Linked DNA regions of Homo sapiens: region 2 is linked to region 1. A link is an interaction called in ENCODE POLR2A ChIA-PET data of the cell type or tissue named here. Cell type or tissue: MCF 10A. All regions are shown on one strand. Each heading gives the region's core, and the rest is flanking DNA. Links, peaks and the distances in the headings are about the cores only.

Evidence for each region. Peaks named below come from ENCODE experiments on the same cell type or tissue, not always from the same donor. Only the 100,000 strongest peaks of a DNase experiment are listed, where the experiment ranks them.
Region 2: POLR2A ChIA-PET joins it to region 1 with 6 read pairs; 3 of 35 experiments call an interaction of 5 or more read pairs at or near these places.

What each region holds. Positions count from the first base shown.
Region 1 is chr5:135,491,402-135,495,789 of GRCh38, reverse strand. No RefSeq gene overlaps it. Among named protein-coding and RNA genes, the nearest start is that of TIFAB, 41 kb to the right of the region's middle. In MCF 10A, for the core only: CTCF peaks have their summits at 3,460 and 3,663; DNase peaks (open chromatin) are centred at 2,149, 3,379 and 3,719.
Region 2 is chr5:135,568,270-135,572,657 of GRCh38, reverse strand. CXCL14 (C-X-C motif chemokine ligand 14) reads left to right here. Exons shown (of 4, transcript NM_004887.5): 4 at 790-1,979. The coding sequence ends at 805. Among named protein-coding and RNA genes, the nearest start is that of CXCL14, 8.5 kb to the left of the region's middle. RefSeq lists enhancers at 2,177-2,677, 3,410-4,339. In MCF 10A, for the core only: a CTCF peak has its summit at 2,285 (motif pointing right); a DNase peak (open chromatin) is centred at 2,317.

The DNA.
Region 1 (4,388 bases), core at 295-4,294:
GTGAGTAAGTCTCACGAGATCTGATTGGTTTATCAGGGGTTTCCATTCTTGCTTCTTCCTCATTTTCTCTTGCTGCTGCCATGTAAGAAGTGCCTTTTGCCTCCTGCTGTGATTCTTAGGCCTCCCCAACCACGTGGAACTGTAAGTCCAGTTAAACCTCTTTTCCTTCCCAGTCTCAGGTATGTCTTTCTCAGCAGCATGAAAACAGACTAATGCAAGGATGTTACAGAAACGATGGACTATGACTTCCAAGGCTGCGTCAGAAAGGACATTGTGGCATTTTCCTTGCCACTGTTGGAACACTTGCTTTGGGGGCAGCCAGCTAGCTGCAATGTCTTGAGAATACTCAAGCAGCCCAGTGAAGAGGTCTACAAAGTGAGGAACTGAGGCCCTCACCAACAGCCAACACCAACTGCCCACAATGTGAGCATGCCATCTTGGGAGCAGCTCTTCCATTCCCAGTCACCCCTTCAAAAGATTGCAGCCTCAGCTGACATCTTGACTGCAACCACATGAGACACCCCACAACAGAACCACACAGCTAAGCCATTTCCAAACTTCTGACCCACATAAACAGTGAGACAACAAATGTTTACTGCTGTTTAAACCACTTGGATAAGGACTCTTGCACCTCTTATCCCATTTCTAGGAGTCTGGGACAATTCCAAGGTTCCAATTTACAACAACCTAACTTATGCAGTTTTCCAGAAAATGTCTTCTACAGAAACAAAAAGCTAAACCTGCCTAGGAAGTGACGTCAGAACCATATGCAGTAAAACTGTGAGAAGAAGAGCTTGCTAGGGTAGGCAAGGAGTCTCCTCTCTGTCTGATGACTTCCTCCCGTGGCTGCTCTGTGATTCTCTTGGTATTTCTAAGCACCTTCTGCGCATCAGGCTTATGCTGGGTTCTAAGGGCTCTGGAAGGAAAGACAAGGCCCATCTCACACATGTACTCAATCAACATTTGTTGAAGGAATGTGAGCTGCCTTGGAATGAGTTCCTAAAATGCTTAGTGAACTTTCAATCTTCAAATATCCTTTGACCACGTAAAAAAAGAAAGAAAGTAAACCTGCACTGTCAGAGGCACCTCTTGAGCATTGCCAGCCAGTGGCTGGCCCAGGGCCTCTCCAGAAGGCAGGAAGGGAGAAGTGGTTCAAGCCTCTGCATCTTTTACCCCTAAAGGAGGCAAGGGAAGGACAGGGAGGCTTGAACCACTGGCCATGTCAAGCATGGTGGGCTGGGGGGCAATGACTTGTGCCTGTGCAGCTCCACACAAAGGAAGTCTTAATGATGAATCAGGGCAGCAGGGTAAATATTTAGAAAGAGAAGCCTCTCCTTGGAGGGCCAGCCTTTGTCTTCTTGTTCGAACTGAAAGGACTTGGTCGAAAAGGGGTCTGTTACAATGGGATGGGAAACAGGGAGTAGCCACAGCCAGCACAATGCTGTGGCCTAAATGATGGAGGGACTAGCGGTATGTGGAGAGCTGAAACAATAACCAGAGATAGGAAGCCTCTGCCGGGATTCTCCAGGGCACCGCCCAGGGACCTTCACACATGATGCTTTAAGCCCTGGCTTCAGCTCCTGGCAGGGCTTGGTGGTGTGCCCGGGATATTCTCCATTTATCTGTCTCTAAAAGCGAATATTCTCAAGGCTCCAGAGGACAGAGAGGGCTATGCACTGACTCCTCAGTCCTTCCCCAAGCCCATCTTTCCAGCCTCATGATCTGCTCTCCTCTCTTCAGTTAAGCCACCCCTGTGGAGCCTGTTTCTCAAACATGGCTCCAGGCTTTCCCCTCACAGCTGCCAGCAACTCTGGGTGGTTAAATTCCTCCCATTCCTGACTCTTCACCTCAAGATGTTCAGGACCTGGTTCTTAGAGAGAAAACCTTTTAAGCCTCTTCTTGGTAAGAGGCCATTAAGGTCTCTTCTGAAAGAAAACATAAAGATTTGTTTCAGAAATAAAGGGAATCATGGATTAAGTTCCACCTGTGTGTGATAGTCGGGAAGAGAAAGCCGTGCCTGCCCTGGCCTGCTTGGGCCTCTGTCTTGGCAGACACCAACGTTAATGGCCACTGCTAACAGGAGCTGCTCTAACTCACAAAAGGGAAACAGATTTCAAGTCTTGAAGCCTGAATCAGCCAAAACTACTCATTTCTTGAAACAGGCTTTGTTTTGTAATAGCCTCATCATGACTCATCATCAAGAAATAGGGCACTGGTAAGACCTTCCCTGGCACTCTGGTCTCCCTACAGAGGTCCCAGCCAGGGAGAACCATGCCTGAGTGCAGCGCAGCTTATGGAAAAGGTAAATACACACGCAGCAGAACACACTGCGGCCTTGGGCTGCCTCATTTTTCGTTGTATGAGAACCAGTTTTGTTGCTGGTGGCCCTCCATGGAAGCTGTGGTTTCTGATTTGATAAGCATTCGTACGAGCCATGCTCTGCTCCTGTAGGACAACATAAAAAGTGAGGAAACTAACATGGTAGCATTCACGGACCACTCGCCCCACCTGACATTAAACGTTCATTAGAACACAGGGCTAGAAGGACACCAGAGGCTTCCCACACCAGTTTCCTGCTTCATTTCCAGGAGTCTGCACTTCTTGGCACTCTGGAACAATCTATGGCCCTCCTGCCCACACACAGAGTTGGTGCCCATTCTGCCTGAGGAGGTGGAAATTTGTCCCAAATGGGGCCAGCCACCATCCATTCACCCATCAAAGTGACACCAGTTTATTGTGGGGTTATTGCCACTAGCCAGCTATATATAATCTAGGTGAAATGATAAATCCAGGCACCTGTATCTCATCACTGAAGATACAGGGCCATCGACACTGCCAGGCCAGCATATATATAAGACCAACCAATGTCCTCTATAGAGTTTGAGTCCACAGCAATTGGCAGAGTATGCACTGCTCAGATTGCTCCTGAGTGTCCTGTCTGCAGTCATTCCAGACCTCAGACCACCATTACAAGGGATAAGACATGCTTACTTGTCCCTTAGTGTCAGGGGCACAAAGGGTATCCAGCCCACTCTGAAGTGGGCTGGAAAGTGAAAAATGGGCAGCTGGATGTTGGCTGGAATGAGGGCACTAAATGAAAGCTTTAGAGGGACATGCCACATTTCTAAGGCAGCCACTGGGGCAGGGAGAATTAAGGTCAACAACATATGCTGACATTCATGTAATAAACCAGGACATACAGGTACCAAGTAGGGCCCCAGCATGAAAAAGATCAAAATCCAGATGACTTTTCCCATGATCCTAGGTGGCTTGTGAACAATAGTTGCAACACCACGGTTCAGCCTGCTTCCTCAAAGGTCCAGTAGCCCTAACCAGCAACAAGTGTTGCCTGAACACTACTTCATGCTCCAGCCCTACCCGCAGGAGCCCAGTTTCATCAACCACACAACCATGCCAGATGGGTGTGTACATAAGTACAAACCGCAATGATGGAGAAGAAAGTGGGGAGGTCGCCTGGTTTGGGTAGGGGGTATAGCTAGGGAAGGTAGACAAACATTCAACTCTGGGTTTCCTGTGACCTCACAGCCTCCTGAAGCAGCCCTACTCATGGCCTTGAAGCTCCCTCTCCCAGTACCTCTTCGGGGTACTAAGGCTCCCCTCTTAGCTCCAGGCATTCTTGAGAGCAGAGGGCACTTCCCGTGGTTCCCCTAGGCTGCCTCTCTGGCAGGTTAGGAAATTGACTCATTAGGATTTCATCCACCTTTTCACTGGCTACCTCTCCCGCTCCCCACCCCCGCCCTAGACTGCCTCACTAAGTCAACACTGCAATCTCTCTGGCTCAGCTAAGTGGTCCCTAGTGAGGAGCAGGCCTGAGCGCCGGGTAACCGAGGAACTCGGAGGCACCTGGCCGCCGGCATGCTCACCTGCAGCGCTCTAGGATGGGGTGCGCAGTGGGCAGCCAAGCGCCCCCCACCCAGACGGAGGAGGGGCGGGAGGCCCTGTTCCCGACCTGTCAATCACTGCCCGGCCCGCAGCTGCGCTCTCCGCAGCCCCAGCGCGCTGTTCCTCTGAGGGAGATAAACATCGAGAAATCCAATCCAGCGCCGCTTCAGAGATAAACAGATGTGCGGCCCTCTTCGGTCAGGAGATAACGCCCCTGCCCCGCCCCACGCGCCCGCCCGGCCTGCACCTGCCTGAGGCGACAGGGACGCGCCTCTCGGGAGGCAGGTTGCGTCCCCCAGCCTGGAGAAATGGTCTCCAGAGCTGCGGGTGGGGGTGGGGTTGGAGAAGAAAGAAGCTCGGTTTGTAACAAACTCATAATAGACCCTAGGAATCAACTGCCAAGGCTCGAATCCTGGCTCTGCCACTGTTTGGCAGGCGACGGCAACTTTAAACCTGGATGTGCTCATCCGAAAGATGGGGATAAC
Region 2 (4,388 bases), core at 109-4,108, 77 kb before region 1:
GGTCTTACTCAGAAATCAAGAACGAGACAGAAAAGTGATAGGCTAAGTGTAACGTATGGCCCCAGGGCAGCCATGGGGCAGAACTAGAAGAAAGCAAAATATCTAACTGGGCACAGCTTGAGAGGTGAGGGGAAGGTGGGGCTGGGAACGAGTAGAGATGAGGCAATGCAGCCAGGAGCAGGGACTGAGGGGCACAGGCCTCCTGCACCACTGCCCCACCCCACCAACCACCTCTTCTGTCTCCAGGAAGCAGCTTCTAGAGCTAGCATTCTTCTGGAGGACATGCATTATTTGGGCAAAATACAAAGAAATATACAAGCCTAAGTCAAGTAAGGGAATGCCTCCCACCCTTGCTATTTTCTCTAAATAGAGAGGCTGAGTACAGACGCGGAAAGAAACAAGGAGGTGTGGGAGCAGCCCGCCATGCTAGAGAAAGACTACATTCCTGCCACTAACAGTCGGTGGCCACTGGGCAAATCTTAAGTCTGTGGTGCCTCAGTTTCCTCATATGCAAAGCGGGTTTGTTCCATAGGCCTCTGAGGACAAAATGAGATTGCAGAAGTGAGATTGCAGATGGTTAGAAAAGACAAAGCCACACTGGTGTGAGTTTTCATGGTCCCCGGGACCACATCCTCAGAAGGATCCCTCCCACTTCTCCTGGGGGTTCCTGCAGTTCTGGGACAGGGGCATTCCCTGCAGACCAGACGTGAATGAAGCCGCTTAGCCAGCATCTTGTGAACGGCCTGCCTCATGTCCTGAGCCACTTACACATGTGTTTTTTCTCCCCAGGGTCTACGAAGAATAGGGTGAAAAACCTCAGAAGGGAAAACTCCAAACCAGTTGGGAGACTTGTGCAAAGGACTTTGCAGATTAAAAAAAAAAAAAAAAAAAAAAAAAAAAAAAAAAAAAAAAAAAGCCTTTCTTTCTCACAGGCATAAGACACAAATTATATATTGTTATGAAGCACTTTTTACCAACGGTCAGTTTTTACATTTTATAGCTGCGTGCGAAAGGCTTCCAGATGGGAGACCCATCTCTCTTGTGCTCCAGACTTCATCACAGGCTGCTTTTTATCAAAAAGGGGAAAACTCATGCCTTTCCTTTTTAAAAAATGCTTTTTTGTATTTGTCCATACGTCACTATACATCTGAGCTTTATAAGCGCCCGGGAGGAACAATGAGCTTGGTGGACACATTTCATTGCAGTGTTGCTCCATTCCTAGCTTGGGAAGCTTCCGCTTAGAGGTCCTGGCGCCTCGGCACAGCTGCCACGGGCTCTCCTGGGCTTATGGCCGGTCACAGCCTCAGTGTGACTCCACAGTGGCCCCTGTAGCCGGGCAAGCAGGAGCAGGTCTCTCTGCATCTGTTCTCTGAGGAACTCAAGTTTGGTTGCCAGAAAAATGTGCTTCATTCCCCCCTGGTTAATTTTTACACACCCTAGGAAACATTTCCAAGATCCTGTGATGGCGAGACAAATGATCCTTAAAGAAGGTGTGGGGTCTTTCCCAACCTGAGGATTTCTGAAAGGTTCACAGGTTCAATATTTAATGCTTCAGAAGCATGTGAGGTTCCCAACACTGTCAGCAAAAACCTTAGGAGAAAACTTAAAAATATATGAATACATGCGCAATACACAGCTACAGACACACATTCTGTTGACAAGGGAAAACCTTCAAAGCATGTTTCTTTCCCTCACCACAACAGAACATGCAGTACTAAAGCAATATATTTGTGATTCCCCATGTAATTCTTCAATGTTAAACAGTGCAGTCCTCTTTCGAAAGCTAAGATGACCATGCGCCCTTTCCTCTGTACATATACCCTTAAGAACGCCCCCTCCACACACTGCCCCCCAGTATATGCCGCATTGTACTGCTGTGTTATATGCTATGTACATGTCAGAAACCATTAGCATTGCATGCAGGTTTCATATTCTTTCTAAGATGGAAAGTAATAAAATATATTTGAAATGTACCAAAATTCTAGACTGCCACCTTTTTTCTATTTAATTAAGCTAGGATGACAATAAAATGTTTACCATGTCCTGAAAAAATAAGGACAAATATGCTGGGAAAGAAAACTGGTATTTCCCAAATACCTGTCAACACCATCACCTCTGTGGAACGTGTGGAGCTGTCATTACAGTCAGGAAGCCAAGAAGCCAGGCCTTGAGGCTAAGGCTCCTTCCCCGACGATTCCTACCCCTGCAGCAGGTGTATCAGAGCAGGCAGGTTGGAGCACAGGGAACTAGAGGGTCACGATCCCAGCCTCCTCCACGCAAGACCACACTGAGCCTCAGCACCAGAGGGCAGCAAAGAGGCTGGATGCCTCAGCCAAGGGCTCTCCAAGTTCCCTGGGGCTGCATAAGGACGGCAACAATAGAGGACTGGTGTAATTATTGCCTACTGTGAGCCAGACCCTGTGCGGGGAGCCTTACATGCCCTATCTCTTTGAATCCTGGTAACAACCACAACGGGGGTGGTTCTATTGAAGCTCCATTTTACAGATGAGGAAACCAAGGCTTAAAGAGGTGAGCACATCACTCATATTCTCCCACTTAGAGAAGATAGTAGATGGGGCCAGTCAAGATACCCTGGGGTCCAGGGCCCCAAGATGCCAGGGGGACTCGGGGAGGTGGGAAATGCCCACCTGGGAGGCTGTGGGACTCTGGAGCTGGGCAGACTCTGGACTCTGGAGGCGTGGGAGCCACGCCTGGGAGATACTGGAGCTGTTCCTGCTCCTGCCAGGTGGACAGGTGGACAGTAGGGCACACCTCATTGTGCTTCTAGGGACTGCATGTCGTAGGCCCATGTAAAGCACTTAGCAGGATACCAGGGCATGGTGAGCACGTGGTAATGGAAGCCCTTTTTTTATTTTTTTATTTTTATTTTTTTCCTGAGACAGGGTCTTGCTCTGTCACCCAGGCTGGAGTGCAGTGGCACGATCATAGTTCACTGCAGCCTTGAACTCCTGACCTCAAGGGATCCTCCTGCCTCAGCCTCCCAAGTAGCTGGGACTACAGGCACATACCACCATGCCTGGCAAGATGGGATCTCTCTATGTTGCCCAGGACAGTCTCAAACTCCTGGACTCAAGTGATCCTCCTCCCACCTCAGCCTCCCAAAGTGCTGGGATTACAGGCATGAGCCACCATGCCCAGCCAGAAGCTATTTTAATAAGCACAACACCAGACCAGCCACTTTGCACTTTGTACCAACTACCCACAGCCCTGCATCTCACCGTATCCTAAAGTCAGCCAGGCCCTGAAACAGGCCTCTCTGCCTTCCCTGGGTTCTCCACACCCAGAAGGACTCCACCCTGTCTGCTACACTAGCAACTGGAAGCCAGTCACCCATGTCCCCTTCACCTCCCCGGAAGCTTCCTGAAACACTGGTTCTGCACACACTTACGAGGACACCCAGCAAGTACCCTGTCTCAGCATGTCCCCGGCAAGATGCTACCACAAACGCTTTTATCACCATCTTATTTCCTCCTGGCGGCTTCAGATTACACCACATGTATTCCTGAGGAAGCTGAAGATCAGAGAGGTTGAGAAAGTTGCCCAGAGTCACACAGCTACCACTCATCACACCCTCCAATGGCTGGGCCTGGCAGCCTTTCTGCTGAGGGGTGGAGGAGGGGCAAGCTGAGGCCACAGTGAGCTGGTGACCATGAATGCCCTGCAGCAGCCCTGCCTTTCCCTTCATTATGGAGAAAGAAGGTAGACTAGACAGGGAAACCCCAAGACCAACAGACAGAACAGAATGCAAGAGCCCCAGAAGACAGTGCATACCAGGGCAGGGCAGGGCAGAGCAGAGGCCAAGCCTCTTGCTGGGAGCCCTGAACCCTGCCTGGCCTCAGAGCAGCACCAGTGGAGCCTCAGGAGGGAAGGGCAGTGTACAAAGCTGGCTGAAGAGCCCCGGCCACCGAGAGCAAAAGCTGCTCCAAGACAGCACAGGCCGTGGGGTGCCGCTTGTAAACAAGCCATACACACTCCCTGTCTTTGCTGGGGCTCTCCTCGTCCTGCCTGTGGCTCTAGTGCTAGGCCACCCTCCTCTAACTCTGCTGGCCCCGATGGTCCCTCCCTTCTCTGACATCCCAAGTTACAGATTGGATCATTAATAACAGCAACAGTGTCACCTCACACTGGTCCAGCCACTGATCCGGGCACTCACCCAAGCACTGGCCCCACATGCTCTGTCTGCACTCCCACAATGCGCTATGTGGCAGGTGCCCAGAGAAGTGAAGCACTTTGCTTAGGACAGTAGAGGAAGTCCTGGAAGTCAAGCCTCAGCTGGTCAAAGCGCAGAAACGGTGGAGAGTCTGCATGTAAATATCTCCATTCCCTACAGAGATGGGGTCCCAGGACAACAGAGGCTGGGCTATGCT